2 separate regions of the Mus musculus genome follow, and region 2 is linked to region 1. Evidence: chromatin loops called from intact Hi-C (ENCODE). Cell type or tissue: gastrocnemius. All regions are shown on one strand.

What was found. Peaks named below come from ENCODE experiments on the same cell type or tissue, not always from the same donor. Only the 100,000 strongest peaks of a DNase experiment are listed, where the experiment ranks them.
Region 2: it touches region 1 in a loop (11-fold over the local background); 12 of 42 quality-filtered maps call a loop at or near these places.

The regions. Positions count from the first base shown.
Region 1 is chr12:87,567,920-87,575,919 of GRCm38, reverse strand. No RefSeq gene overlaps it. Among named protein-coding and RNA genes, the nearest start is that of Oog1, 31 kb to the left of the region's middle. In gastrocnemius, no CTCF peak of the experiment used is centred here; no DNase peak of the experiment used is centred here.
Region 2 is chr12:88,191,683-88,199,682 of GRCm38, reverse strand. No RefSeq gene overlaps it. Among named protein-coding and RNA genes, the nearest start is that of Pramel51, 14 kb to the right of the region's middle. In gastrocnemius, no CTCF peak of the experiment used is centred here; a DNase peak (open chromatin) is centred at 4,545.

The DNA of each region.
Region 1 (8,000 bases):
ATGAATAAAGCTGGTATGAAAATAGAGCAGCACATGTTCTTATGATACTGTAGAACACCTTTTGCATATATTCCCAAGAGCAGTAGAGCTGGGTCTTCAGGTAGAATTGATATGCATGGTCACTTATAAGTGATATTAAGCAAAACGTACAGAATACCCATAATATACCTCACAGACCCTAGGAAGTCATGCAAGAAGGAAAGTCCAAGTGATGACGCAACAGTCTCACTTAGAAGGAGGAACAATATAATTGTGGGAGACAGGGTGAGAGAAGGACTTCAGTGGGAGATGAGAGGGAAAGGCAAAAGAGGAGACATGAAAGAAACCCAGAAGATCAGGAGAATGAATGGAAATATACAGCAGTGTAGGATATTGTATGGGGGGAACTTCTAGAAAAATCCCAGAGACCTGGGATGTGAGAGGCTTAAAGACTCAATTTGGATGACTTTAGCCAAAATGAACAAAAGTGCAAATATGGAACCAGAACAGCCCAACTCCAATAGTTAGACTGGGCCCCCAAAGGAGGGATGGGGACTTAAATCCACCCTCATAATTTTCCCCTCAAAATTATTAATATCTAAAGTAGATGCAGGGACAAAAATAGAGCAAAGAATGAATAAAGGATGTTCAGGGACCGGCCAAACTTGGGATCCATCTCGTAGTCAGTCACCAAATCTTGACACTATTACTGAAGCTATATTGTGATTGTGAACAGGAGCTTAGAAACTGACTGAGACAGATGAAGATACTTACAGCTAAACACTAGGTTAAGGTCAGGTCCCCTATGAAAAGGTTAGGGGAAGGATTGTAGGAACTGAAGGGCATGGCAACCCTTGGAAGACCAACACTGTCAATTAAGTCAGACCCCTAGGAGCTCACAGAGAATAAGCTACCAACCAAGCAGCTGATCCAAGGCTCCAGGCACATATGTAGCAGAGGACTAACTTGTCAGGCCTCAGTGGCGGAGGATGTGCCTAATCTTGTAGAGACTTTTTGTCCCAGGCAGGGGTGATACCTAGGGGTATACCCTCTCATAGATGAAAGGGATGGGGGCATGGCAGGAAGAAGTCTGCAAGGGGGGACATAAAGGGGAGCGTCAATATTTGAGAATTAAATAACTTTAGCATTTAGACAACAAAAGGAGGTTAAAGGGAAACAAATTGCAAAGGAGGAAGTCAAGGTATCACTATTTGCAGATGATATGATAGAATACATAAGTGAACCAAAAAATTCCACCAGGGAACTACTATAGCTGATAAACTTCAGCAAAGTGGCTGGATATAAAATTAAGTCAAACAAATCAGTAGCCTTCCTATACTCAAAGGATAAACAGGCTGAGAAAGAAATTAGGGAAAAAACACCTTTCACAACAGTCACAAATAACATAAAATACCTTTGTGTGACTCCAATCATGCAAGTAAAAGATCTGTATGTCAAGAACATCGAGTTTCTGAAGAAAGAAATAGAAGAAGACCTCATAAGATGGAAAGATCTCTCATTGATTGGCAAGATTAACATAGTAAAAATGATCAGATTACCAAAAGTAATCTCCAGATTCCATGCAATCCCTGTCAACATTCCACCTCAATCCTTTACAGAGATAGAAAGAATTCTCAAATTCATGTGGAATGACAAAAAAAACCAACAACAACAAAAAAACAAACAAACAAACAAACAAAAAACAGGATAGCATAAACCATTCTCAACAATAAAAGAACTTTTGGGGGAAATCACCATCCCTGACCTCAAGCTATACTACAGAGCAATAGTGGTTAAAAAACAAAAAATGAAACAAAACAAAACAAAAAACAAAAAAAAAATCAAAAACAAAAAGAACAAAAACGCTTGGTATTGGTACAGAGACAGACAGGTAGATCAGTGAAATAGAATTCAAGATCGAGAGGTAAACCCACATGGTAACTTGATCTTTGACAAAGAAGCTAAAACTGTCTAGTGGAAAAAAGATAGCATTTTCAACAAATTGTGCTGGTTCAACTGGCAATCAGCATGTAGAAATATGCAATTTGATCTCCTCATATTGCCTTGTACAAAGATCAAGTCGAAGTGCATCAATAACCTCCACATAAAAGCAGATTCTCTGAATCTGCCAGAGGAGAGAGTATGAATGAGCCTCAAACACATCAACACAGGGGAACATTTCCTGAACAGAACACCAATGGCTCAGGCTCTAAGATCAAAAATTAACAAATGGGACCTCATAAAATTAAAAAGCTTCTGTAAAGCAAAGAACTCTGTCAATAGGACAAAATGGGAGCATACAGATTAGGAAATGATCTTTACCAGTCCTACATCCAATAGCAGGCTGGTATCCAATATGAAAAGAACTCAAGAAGTTAGACTCCAGAGAACCAAATAACCCTATTTAAAAATGGGGTACAGAGCTAAACAAAGAACTCTCAACTGAGGAATCTTAAAATGGCTGAGAAGCATCCAAGGTAGTTCGACAGCATTAGTCATCAGGGAACAGGTTATTAAAATAACCCTGATATTCTACCTCACACAAATCAGAATGGCAAAGATTAAAAACTCAGGTGACAACAGATGAATGTGAGGATGTAGAGAAAGGAGAACACTTCATTACTGAGGGGATTGTGAGCTGGTAAAACAACTTTGGAAAACAGTGTCGCATTCACTCAGAAGATTGGAAATAGTTCTGCCTGAACTCTAGCAATAACACTATTGGGCAGGCATATACCCAAAAGTTCCCCCAACATATTACAAAGACACATGATTCACTATGTTCATATCAGTGTTATTTATAATACTTAGAAACTAGAAACAACCCAGATGTCATTCAGTGGAAGAATAATACAGAAAATGTAGTACATTTACACAATAGAGTACTACTCAGCTATTAAAAAAATAACTTCATGAAATTTACAGCCAAATGGATCAAACTAGAAAATATCATTCTGACTGAGGTAACCCTGGCACCAAAGGACACACATGGCATGTATTCACTGATAAGAGGATACTAGCTCAAAATCTCAGAATACCCATGATATAAACCACAGACCATATGAAGCTTAACAAGAAGGAAGGCCAAAGTGTGGATGCTTCAATACTAATTAGAAAGGGGAACAAAATAATCACAGGATGTAGAGGGTGGGAGGGAATTGGCAGGGATAGAGAAGGAGGAGGAAAAAAAGGAGTGGGTCCAGATCAAGTATGGGGAGAGATAGGAAAGAAGATGAGGGCCAGAAAAATGAAGATAAATGTGTGGCAGTTGAGGGTGAGGAATTGGTGGTAGTCACTAGGAAGTCCAAGATGTCAAGGAAGCAAGAGGTTTCCAGGACCCACCTGGGTTGACATTAGCTGAAATACCCAACAAAGGGGAGGTAGAAACTGTAGAGATCAACTCCAGTATATATGCACAGCCCCCAGTTGAAGGATGGGTCCATCCATATCAAAATTTTAAACACAGAATTCTTCCTGTCAAAGGAAATTCAGGAACTAAAATGGAGCAGAAACTGAAGGAAAGGCTATCCAGAGACCGCCAAACCTAGGGATCCATCCCATCTGCTGACACCAACCCTTAACACTATTGCTGACACCAAGAAGTGCTTGCTGACACTAGCCTGTCACATGAGAGGCTCTATCAGGAACTGACTAATACAGATTCAGATTCAGATACTCATAGCTAGTGTTTAGACTGAGCCGGGGGACCCCAATGGAAGAGTTAGGGGAAATACTAAAGGAGTTGAAGGGGATTTCAACCCCATAGGAAGAACAATGATATCAACTAACCACATACCCCAGAGCTCCCAGGGAATAAACCACCAACCAAAGACTATACATGAATTGGTCCATGGTTTAGCTACATATATAACAGAGGATTGCCTTATTTGGCGTCAATGGGAGGAGAATACTTTGGTCCTGTGGCGACTTGATGCTCTAGCACAGGGGATATTAGAGAGGTGAGGCAGGAGTGGGTGGGTATGTGGAGGAGCACCTTCTTAGAGGGCGAGGAGTGATAGTTTCAGAAGGTTTTGGAGCAGAGACTGGGAAGTGGAGCAACATTTGCAATGTAAATAAATAAAATAACCAAAAAAGGAAGAAAGAGAGAGATAGAGAAAGAGGGTGGGAGGAAGAAAGAAAGAAGGAAAGAGAGAGAAAGGAAGGGAGAAAAAATAAATGTGAATATCTAATTATACATATGTAGAAAGTCAATTAGAATTGAGGAAAAAGATATTCAACATGTATTTTGGAGCTTTGTAACTCAGGGTCATCTAAATAAGAAATTTATCTCATACAATAAAAAAAAATCAACTTAAAAAAAAAAGTTGCGGATCCCTCAGAGACTAGTCTGTGCATGTGAGAGCATGGACTACAGAAGCTACACAGCTTCTGGGACAGGCAGAAGCAACACAGCTTCTGGGGCAGACCCTGTTTTGGGCTCCAGACATCTGGGCACATTCCCCGCCAGAGGAGAGGTGTCTGCCTCACCCAGGAGGGCTTTGCCAGAGCACCTGGGGGAGCCATCTCTTGTCCTGGATCTCTCAGAGACTAGTCTGTGCAGGTAAGAGTGTGGACTACAGAAACTACAAAGCTTCTGGGACAGACAGAAGCAACACAGCTTTTGGGACAGGACCTGTTTTGGGCCATCATCTTCATCCAGGAGGCAGGTCCAAACTCTAGATATCTGGGCACCTTCCCTGCAAGAGGAGAGCTCGCCTGCAGAGAGTACTCTGACCACTGAAACTCAGGAGAGAGCGAGACTCCCAGGTCTGCTGACAGAGGCTAACAAAATCACAGGAGGAACAAGCTCCAACCACAGACAACTAAATCAACCAAGTGAAAACAAGAAGAACTATTCAAAGAATCAACCAAACGAGGAGCTGGTTCTTTGAGAAAATCAACAAGATAGATAAACTCTTAGAAGACTCACTAGAAGGAACAGGGACAGCATCCAAATTAACAAAATCAGAAATGAAAAAGGAAACAGAACAAGAGATCCTGAAGAAATCCAAAACACCATCAGATCTGAAAACCTGGATGAAATGGACAAATTTCTAAACAGATATCATGTACCAAAGTTAAATCAGGATCAGATTAATGACCTAAACAGTCCTATATCCCGTAAAGAAATAGAAACAGTCAGTAATAGTCTCCCAACCAAAAAAAAAAAAAAAAAAAAAAAGCCCAGGACCAGATGGGGTTACTGCAGAGTTCTATCAGACCTTCAAAGAAGATCTAATTCCAGTTCTTCTGAAGCTATTCCACAAAATAAAAACAGAAGGTACTCTACCCAATTAGTTCTATGAAGCCACAATTACTCTGGTAACTAAACCGCATAAATACCCAACAATGATAGAGAACTTCAGACTAATTTCCTTTATGAATATCGATGCAAAGGTACTCAATACAATTCTTGCTAACTGAATCCAAAAACATGTCAAAACAACCATCCATCCTGACCAAGTAGGTTTCATTCCAGGGATGCAGGGATGTTTTAATATACAGAAATCCATCAATGTAATCCAGTATATAAACAAACTCAAAGACAAAAACCACATCATCATCTCTTAGGTGCTGAGAAAGCGTTTGAAAAATATCCAACACCCATTCATGATAAAAGTCTTGGAAAGATCAGGAATTCAAGACCCATACCTAAACATGATAAAAGCAATCTGAACTAAACCAGTTGCCAACATCAAAGTAAATGATGAGAAGCTGGAAGCAATCCCACTAAAATCAGGGACTAGACAAGGCTGACCACTTTTCTCTACCTATTCAATATAGTACTTGAAGTCCTAGCCAGAGCAATTCGACAACAAAATCAAGGGGATACAAATTGGAAAGGAAGAAGTCAAAATGCCGCAGACCCTCTGGGTCCCTGTGTCTGTGTGGAACGGGTCTCTCGGGCAGGTGGGCAAAGCGTTGGATGAATTGACAGACAGATGTACACAGGAGAGGTTGTGTTGAATCTGAATGGATTGTCAGGTCGAGCATCAGACGTTTTTATAGTACAGAGAATACCAGGGGTTGCAAGTCACATCAGGCAAGGTACATTGAAGTTTACCAGATACAAAGGAATGACTTCGAAAGGAATTGCAGGAACCAAGTAAATGTTTACAATAGAGATAAGCATTCCTGCCTAGGATCAGCCTAGTTACAGGCAAGAATTTCACACTTTAGTGTTAATAGCACCAGGGGGTACTGCTCTTGGCAGGCCTCAAGAATAATGCAATGTCACAGACCCCTAAATTCCTAGGCCTTGCTAATTTTTATCTTATCTGGAGAATCTCCATTTGTCAGGAGAGTATACCAACTTGCTCTTGGTATGGAATGTAGCCTGTACTAAAGATTTCTATCTCAGTGAGATTCCCATGCTCTTTCTGCAGACCAGTTGAGCCACTGGCTTCATCTATTGTAATGTTAATTAGTTACTGAATAGGTTAAACTTCCTTGCTGCTTTCTCACAGGATTTTAAATTTGGCGGCTTCTGGGATCTTGGAACACTGGGGGAGGCTTTAGCTATGTCAGAATTCAATCTTAAAAGGCACTTATAATATGGTAATACTAATAGAGAGCATGTGGATCCATACACTAGACTAACGCTGGAATGGAAAATTAATGTATGGGTTAGAGAGAACGCCAGACTCCAGGAGTGAGTTTCCGTGAAACTCTTTTTGCCTCACGAGTAGCTTCCAAGCCTCTGCCTGTCAAGCTGACTCGACTGGAGAGCGTGGCATCAAAATATTACTATTTGCAGATGATATGATAGTATATATAAATGACCCAAAAAATTCCACCACAGAAATCCTAAACCTGATTAACAGCTTCAGTGAAGTAGGGGGATATAAAATTAACTCAAACAAGTCAATGGCCTTTCTCTACATAAAGGATAAACAGGCTGAGAAAGAAATTAGGGAAACAACACCCTTCACAATAGTCACAAATAATATGAATCACCTTGGTGTGACTCTAACTAAGGAAGTGAAAGATCTGTATGATAAGAACTTCAATTCTCAGAAGAAATAAATCAAAGAAGATCTCAGAAGATGGAAAGATCTCCCATGCTCATGGATTGGCAGGATCAATATAGTAAAAATGTCTATCTTGTCGAAACCAAAACTAATCTGCAGATTCAATGCAATCACCATCAAAATTCCAAATCAGTTCTTCAACAAATTAGAAAGGGCAATTTGCAAATTCATCTGAAATAACAAAAAAACCTAGGATAGCAAAAACTCTTCTTAATGATAAAAGAACCTCTGGTGGAATCACCATGCCTGACCTAAAACTATATTACAGAGCAATTGTGATGAAAAAAAATGCATGGTACTGGTATAGCCACAGACAAGTAGACCAACGGAATAGAATTGAAGACCCAGAAATGAACCCACACACCTATGGTCACTTGATCTTTGACAAGGGAGCTAAAATCATCCAGTGGAAAAAAGACAGCATTTTCAACAAAGGTACTGGCACAACTGGTGGTTATCATGTAGAAGAAAGCAAATTGATCAATTCTTATCTCCTTGTACTAAGGTCAAATCTAAGTGGATCAAGGAACTCCACATAAAACCTGAGACAATGAAACTTATAGAGGAGAAAATGGGGAAAAGCCTCGAAGATATTGGCACAGGGGAAATATCCCTGAGTAGAACAGCAATGGCTTGTGCTGTAAGATCGAGAATCAACAAATGAGACCTCATAAAATTGCATAGCTTCTGTAAGGCTAAAGACACTGTCAATAAGACAAAAATGCCACCAACAGATTGGGAAAAGAACTTTACCAATTCAAAATCAGATCGGGCACTCATACCCACTATATATGAAGAACTCAAGAAGGTGGACTCCAGAAACTCAAATTACTCCATTAAAAATTGGGGCTCAGAGGTAAACAAAGAATTCTTACCTGAGGAAAACCGAATGGCTGAGAAGCACCTGAAAAAGTGTTCAGCATCCTTGATCACCAGGGAAATGCAAATCAAAACAATCCTGAGATTCTACCTCACACCAGGCAGAATGAC
Region 2 (8,000 bases), 620 kb before region 1:
CTGCATGGTAGCACTGCTTAATCCTATCATCAGGCCAAACACATTTGAATAGAGCAGTCCAAAGCTTCAGTGCGTAGGGACTGAGATCCCATTTATGTGGTTGGTACTGTGTGGATGGTGGAACTGAGGTCCAGTCCTGCCCTTTCTGGGGTTGCTAGATTAAGTTCTGAAAGGGGTTGTTGTTGCTTGCTGGCATGAAACTGACCACCCCATAAACCTGTTTTGGTTTGTGTTGGTTTGGGGCCTGGGGCTGGCCGCTGCTCCCATTTCCCTTATTAGGAAAAAGGGTGTTCGCTTGTGTATCTGTCTTGGATCTACACGTATTAGCCCAATGTTTTCTGAGTTTGGAACTCAGACATAGCTCAGGCTGATTCCTGGGTCGTCTCAGAGGTGACTGGTTTCCTACCCTGCAATCTTTTACAAAATGTCCAGGCTTGCCACACTTAAAACAGGCCTTTTGGTCTCTAATTTCCAAGAAGTCTCTTACTAATTGTATGGCTATCAATCAGTGGCTTACATGGCAGCCACCATAGCTGAGCCCTGCTGTTAAGAGGTCCCTTTGTTAGAACAGAGTCTGATGTACCCAGTGAGGTCTGTCTTCTTCCTGTAGGGTCTAATGGCTGCTTGGCAGGCAGGATTGACATTTTCGAACATAAGCTGTTTCACATAGTCTACCCCTGCCTCTGCATTACCAAAAATCCTCCCTGCTGTTGTCATCAGTCAATGAATAAAACCAGAAAATCAGAATATCAGTTCCAGGATTGAAAGAGTAAAAGGAGCAGTGGCACCATACAGTGACACTGCATTTTTAAATTCTTAAATGGTTTGGGAATTGAAACCTGTGTGATGTCTCCAGGTAACCACTTGAGCATCTGATACAGGGAATGACTCAGTCTCTCCCTCATCTGGTTGATCTGTATCTCAACCAAAGCCAGAGGGCAGTGTCTGTCTTTGGACTCTGTGTTGAGGAATGCAAGGACCTGGGGGATTTTTTCATGTGGCTTCACACTTCTGAGACAACTTTCTGCTCTTTAATTCTTGTAGCTGATTAAGTAAGTCCTGATGTTCTTCCTCTAATTCTATTTGTCATTTTAGGGCTGAGATTTTATCCTGCAATTTTTTTCAAGTCAGTCTTGACAGAAACTACATTTGAAATGTAGAACTCTTTTCCTCACTCTACAGGACACTTACCCTCATGCGACATTGTGTTCCTCATCAATGTCAGACACTGGTCTGATTCCTTGCAGAACATTGTGTTACCATCACATATAGCAATACTCAAAACTATGGTCCATAGACATTCATTTCTTAGAACTCAGAAGGCACATCCTTTCTATTTACTGACAGCCAACGCAAAGGTCATAGAAAAATGCTAACTACATTAATAGCAGACATTAGTCACAGTGGAGATTAATTGTGAGAATATTGATTTCTTTAAAAACACAGAAAATTATGGCAATATGTTTCTGTTTTAACCCCAGGTATGTGATATGATGCTATTAATGATTAACATCAGCAGATTATTGGTTGCCTCTTACTCTAGAAGGGTCATCATTTTGCAAGCCGAAGATCATTTCGACTATTATGTGATGTTTAGAATTCTAGGAACTACGCAGAATGTGTATAAATGGTAGATGACAAGAGAGGGATGGGTTGTTGGTTAGCTGCTGTGTGTCACAGATTCTTAAATAGTCATGCACAAAGAAGGAACAACAACAAGAAGTTAGATGTTCTGATGGTAAATATCAAACTGACCCCAAGGAACTCAACGTCCCTAATCAGCAGGAAGTCATCTACTGAGAACAACAGCAACTACAGCCTTTTTTCTCTCCTATGTTAGAGGGTTAGAGGGTAGGAAGATTGGATAAGAGTGGAAGGGAAGACGGGAATGGTGGGAGGCAGAGGCAGAGGCAGGCAGATTTCTGAGTCTGAGGCCAGCCTGGTCTACAAAGTGAATTTCAGGACAGCCAGGGTTATACAGAGAAACCCTGTCTCAAAAAACAAACAAACAAACAAACAAACAAATAAACAAACAAAGAGTGGAAGGGAAAAGAACTCACAAAGTAGCCAAAGTTCAGCTACACAAAATGACTTGAGCAGATTTAAAATAATGAGTGTGCTTATGACTTCAATACACAGGTGGGGAAATCTCCCTAAGTCCAATCATCACAGACCTCTATAGGAGCTGGGTACAATTATATGGTCAGAGGGCTCAGTTTGGCATTGTGATACAGAAGTCCTTTAGGGTAGCCATGAAGATGTCATTGTCAAAGCAATTGACTCTTGTGAACTGCACAAATTGAATCAGGAAAGGCACAAGGAGACTGAGCCAAGAGCCCCCCATTCAACAATCTTCTAATTCCATGGTATTCATGATGTCTACAATACTCTTTAAGGAAAACTTGATAGGCATGACATTCAAATCAGTTTAAAGGACTCCTCTCAAGTACAGGTGTTTGAGCGGACAATCATTAGAATATTGGGCAGATGACTCCGTGTATGAATGTAAAAGCTTGATGAGAGAGCTCAAAATGATCTCTGAGGGGGTCCTCAGGTACCTAGGGAAGAACAATAGATTAGTTTTCCACATGGCAATGTGATTGACCTACTCCCACTCTTCAGTGACAATCAGGCACCCAGAGGTGCCTATTAGGATAAATGGGCCCTCAAGAAAATGGAATATGGGACCCATATGACCATAGTTCATGGTGCCTCCTGTGGTATCATTAACTCCTTATCACAGCCTGTGCAGCTCTTCATTCTTCACACCAAACCCTGAATCTCAAACCCAGTTTTCGAAGTTTCCCACACTCAGCTCATTCAAAGGCTCAAAAATAAGCATTTTACTTATAGGGATCAGCACAGATTGTGGCCTGTCCTTCCAGATCTGGGCAACTGTACAGGTCTAAGTACTCCCAATGCCATGCCCTCTTCTCTTTTCTATTTCTTCCCCTTAGATTGAATAAGGAGTGCTGTGCTATCTTGTTTCTACATTGTCTCTGAATCAATTGGCATGTCCTCAAGGAGGTGAGGGACTTACCTGATCTGGACAATGGTGACAGGTTCCTATTCTCAGAAGCTCGAGGCAGTCCCTCTGGATACAAAGTCCAGACTATGTTTGGCTCCAATGACTCTTTTGTAATCATTTCTCATGTCACCCCTTAGCAGCTGTAATGAAAGATCCTGGCAGAATGTAAAAGGACACAGAAGCTCTGAAATTGGCAAGATAGACATCAGTGTCAGCAGAACTAGCTTCACTGATTTAGAAAAATAGAGGTGCACAATGCTCTGGCCACTCCTTTAACCTGTATGTCTGCCAATGTTCTGACCAGGTATGTGCCCATTGCTGCACCTTCATTAGACTCTTTCCTTGTACCCCTCCCATACCCATTTCTTGAGAATAGACATTGTTTAGATCTGGAAATCCCCTACTCTCCCCCTTCTCCTTTCCCCCGAGGGCTAATAAAAACTGGGAACTCTTTCCCCTCGAGGTCAACTCCTCTACCCCTGCGTGAGATATGAGTCATCCCCAGAGCTCTGGTTTCCCCGAATAAAGCCTCATGTGGTTTGCAACAAGCTTGGTCTGTCGTGAGTTCTTGGGTGTCCGCTATTGTCCTGAGGCCTGGGTGAGGGGCTCCTCTCGGAGTCTTTCATTTGGTGGCTCGTCCGGGATTGGCATGACCACCCACGTCTCTGAAGACCCACTTAGAGGTGAAATTTTTTGTCCAAAAATATTTCTGTAAGCCGGCTAGGTTCTGTGCTGAAATTTGCAGCCGCGACGTTTCGTGAGAAATGGAGACCTTTGCCTCGGGAGGAGGCACTGAGTGTGAACAGCAGACGTGCTGGAATCACCGGCTGCTGCTCGCTCTGGGGGACGCCCTGAGCGAGGGGAAGGACTCCAGGAGTCTGTCTGGGGCGGGGAGTGTACTCCCTCGACCATCTGTATTTCTGAAGCCCTCAGCAAGGGGAAGGACTCTAGGAGTCCATCTGAGGCAGGGAGTGCACTCCCTCAACCGTCTGCATTTCTGAGTTGGTTTTGTCTGTTTGATGGAAGACAGGCATCTGTCAGTGTGTGTTTGTTTTTTGTGTCTGTTTTCAGGAGTTTGTCAGTGTGTATTTGTTTTTTGTGTCTGTTTTCAGGTATTTGTCAGTGTGTGTATATGTGTTTTCTGTGTTTGTTTTGTGTTTTCCGTGGTACTGGACAGACGGTAACGACCCCCCTAAGTTTGACTTTAGACCACTGGACTGAAGTTAGATCAAGGGCCCACAATCTTTCAGTAGAAATTAAGAAGGGACCTTGGCAGAATTTCTGCACCTCCGAGTGGCCGACTTTTAATGTAAAATGGTCACTGGAAGAAACTTTTGGTTTACTCTTTATCTTTGAAGTTAAAGCCATTGTTTTTCAGAGTGGACCTGGGTCCCACCTGGATCAACAGCCTTACCTCATTCAGAATTCACTGCCATAAATCAAACCATGGGTTCCCCCACGCCTTTCAGAGCCCTCCCCCGGCTGCTCCCATGCACTCGAGTGGGTCAGCACAGTGCCCTCGCTTTCTGCCCTAAGAAGCAGTCCCTGCACCCAGCTCTGAGATTGCTAAAGGTACAGTCTGAGGTCCGAGGACCTACAGCTGGGACCCGGAGCCGACAAGCCCAGAGTCCCCCAGCAGATGAAGCTCCTGACACCACTTCTGCCTTTTCCTTTGCGAGCTGTGGATAACCCGCCCACAGACAGGCAGTTTCTGCAGAACGTCCAATATTGGCCTTTTTCATCAGCTGATCTGTACAATTGGAACACTGGGTTCCCTCTGGACCGGTCAGATTAGAACTACAACATGGCGCAAGGTAAGGAGAGGTTGACAGTTTACTGGCCGGGCTCTAGTCTAAAGGGAGTGATGAGACGCCCCACCAATTTGGCTAAGGTAAGAGAAGTGATGCAGAGCCTTACAGAGCCCCCATCTGTTTTTCTGGAAAGATTGACAGAAGCTTATAGATACTATACTCCTTTTAACCCGACCTCTGAGGGTTAACAAGCCGCGGTTGCTATGGCTTTTAAAGATTACATGCCATGGCTTTACAAGATTTAGTTAAGGAGGCAAAGAAGGTGTATCCCAAGGGAGAATAAGAGGGAAAGAAGACAGGAGAGAAATTTAAGCACGATTTTGGCCTCAGTAGTAGGGGAACGTAAAGAAAGGAACAGGCCAGAGAATAGATAGACAGGGTACCTGGGCAACAAGGAACCCAGACCTGAAAAAAGAAGATCTGTCCAGAAGATTTTAGAGAAAGACCAATGTGCCTATTGCAAGGAAAAAGGACATTGGGCACGAGAATGCCCAAAGAAAAAGTGAAGGGCCCCTAAGGTCTTGACTCTGAAAGATGATAAATAGGAGAGACGGGACTCAGGCCCCCTCCCCAAGTCTAGGGTAACCCTGATGGTGAAAGAGACTCCCATGGACTTTTTAATTGACATAGGGGCAGAACATTCTGTGTTGAAACATCCACTGAGAAAATTAAAAAATAAAAGAACCATAGTGATTGGAGCCACTGGTCAGAAACAATACCCCTGGACCACTGCATGCACTGTAGATCTGGGGAAAGGCCAAGTGAGTCATTCCTTCTTGGTCATTCCTGAGTGTCCCACACCGCTTCTAGGAAGAGATCTTCTGACTAAATTAAAGGCCCAGATCAGATTTACCTAAGAAGGGCCGAGAGTAATTTGGGAATCTCCCACCTCCGTAGTCTTAGCCCTGCAGCTTGAGGAAGAATACCAATTGCATGAAGGCATAAAGCAAACAGAGGTGCCAGACCTAAAAGACTGGTTGACTGCTTTCCCTGGAGCATGGGCAGAGACTGGAGGCATGGGAATGGCTGTCAGAGTTCCCCCTGTGGTTGTGGGACTGAAGACGGATGCAACCCCTATAGGAGTGCGACAATATCCAATGAGCCGCGAAGCAAGAGATGGAATCAGGCCACATATTCAGAGACTATTACAATTAGGTATTTTGGTACCTTGCCAGTCACCCTGGAATACTCCTTTACTGCCGGTAAAGAAACCTGGCACGAGTGACTACCGACCAGTCCAAGACCCGAGAGAGGTCAATAAGAGGGTCCAAGATATTCACCCAACTGTTCCTAATCCCTATAACCTCCTCAGCTCACTCCCTCTGGAGTGAAAATGGTACTCAGTATTTGATTTAATAAATGCTTTCTTTTGCCTGAAGTTACATCCCTCCAGCCAGCCCATATTTGCCTTTGAGTGGAGAGATCCTGACACTGGACAAACTGGACAATTGACCTGAACACGGTTACCCCAGGGGTTCAAAAACTCCCCCACCCTTTTTGATGAGGGTCTACATCAAGATTTTGCCTCCTTCTGAGCCGAAAACTCCCAGGTAACTCTGCTTCAATATGTTGATGACTTGCTCCTTGCTGCAACCATGGAGAGAGAATGGTGGCAGGGGACCAGGAGATTGCTAGCAGAACTGGGTGAGTTGGGTTACCGGACCTCTGCTAAAAAAGCCCAGCTATGTCAGATGAAAGTGGTCTACTTGGGATATACCCTCCGGGATGGAAAACGGTGGCTGACAGAGGCTAGAAAAAGGACTGTGACTCAAATACCAACTCCGGCTACTCCAAGACAGGTGAGAGAATTTTTGGGCACCGCTGGGTTCTGCAGACTTTGGAAACCTGGGTTTGCAACACTGGCTGCCCCCCCCGTACCCCCTGATCAAGGAAAGTGGAGAATTTAGATGGACATCAGAACATCAGAAAGCCTTTGAAAATATTAAGGAGGCTCTGCTGACTGTGCCAGCCTTGGCACTGCCAGATCTAACCAAGCCCTTCATCTTCTATGTTGATGAGAGGGTGGGGGTGGCCAGAGGAGTTCTTACTCAGGTTCTAGGGCTGTGGAAGAGGCTGGTGGCATATTTGTCTAAGAAGCTGGACCCAGTGGCCAGCGGATGGCCCACATGTTTAAACTCCATTGCTGCAGTAGACCTACTCATTAAGGATGCTGACAAATTAACTCTGGGACAGCAAATAACTGTGATAGCCCCCCACTCTCTTCAAAACGTTATCTGCCAGCCCCCAGATCGATGGATGACAAATGCCCGGATGACTCACTACCAGAGTCTGCTGCTGACTGAACGGGTCGTGTTTGCTCCTCCTGCTATTCTCAACCCTGCCAGCAAAGTGATCTACGTGACCAGCCGTGGCCAGGTGTTCCAAACTGGTACACAGATGGAAGCAGTTTCCTAGTGGAAGATTTTGTAGATACCTTTTCAGGATAGGTGGAGGCCTACCCAATAAAAAAGAAACTGCCAATGTTGTGGTTAAGAAAATCCTAGAAGAAATTTTTCCACGGTTTGGAATACCTAAGGTAATAGGGTCTGACAATGAACCCACCTTTGTTGCCCAGGTAAGTCAGGGACTGGCCATCCAACTGGGGATTGATTAGAAATTACATTGTGTTTATAGACCCCAGAGTTCAGGCTAGGTAGAAAGGAAAAAAAAAGAAAAACTTGACTAAATTAATCTTAGAGACCGGCGGGAATTACTGGACAGCCCTCCTTCCCTTTGCCTTGTTCCGAGTTAAGAACACACGAGGAACATTTAAGCTCACACCATATGAAATCCTGTGTGGGGAGGGGCTCTCCCATTCACTGAAGTAAAGAGAGTGTTAGATCCTTTAAAATTTAACCCTGGGTCTTCATTGTTTACATGCATGAAAGCCCTAGAAGTGGTCAGAAACACTGCCTGAGAGCAGCTCAAAGAGGCCTACGAACCAGGAGACTTGATGATACCACACCAGTTCCAGGTGGTAGAAGCAGTTCTCGTCTGACAACATTGAGCTGAGAATCTGAAACCTTGTTAAAAAGGCCCTTGCATCGTGCTGCTGACCACGCCCACTGCTGTCAAAGAAGAAGGCATCTCTGCTTAGATTCATGCCTCTCACAAAAGCAAGCTCCTGAAGAATAAATCCCCTTGGTTGACCACCCTCATTT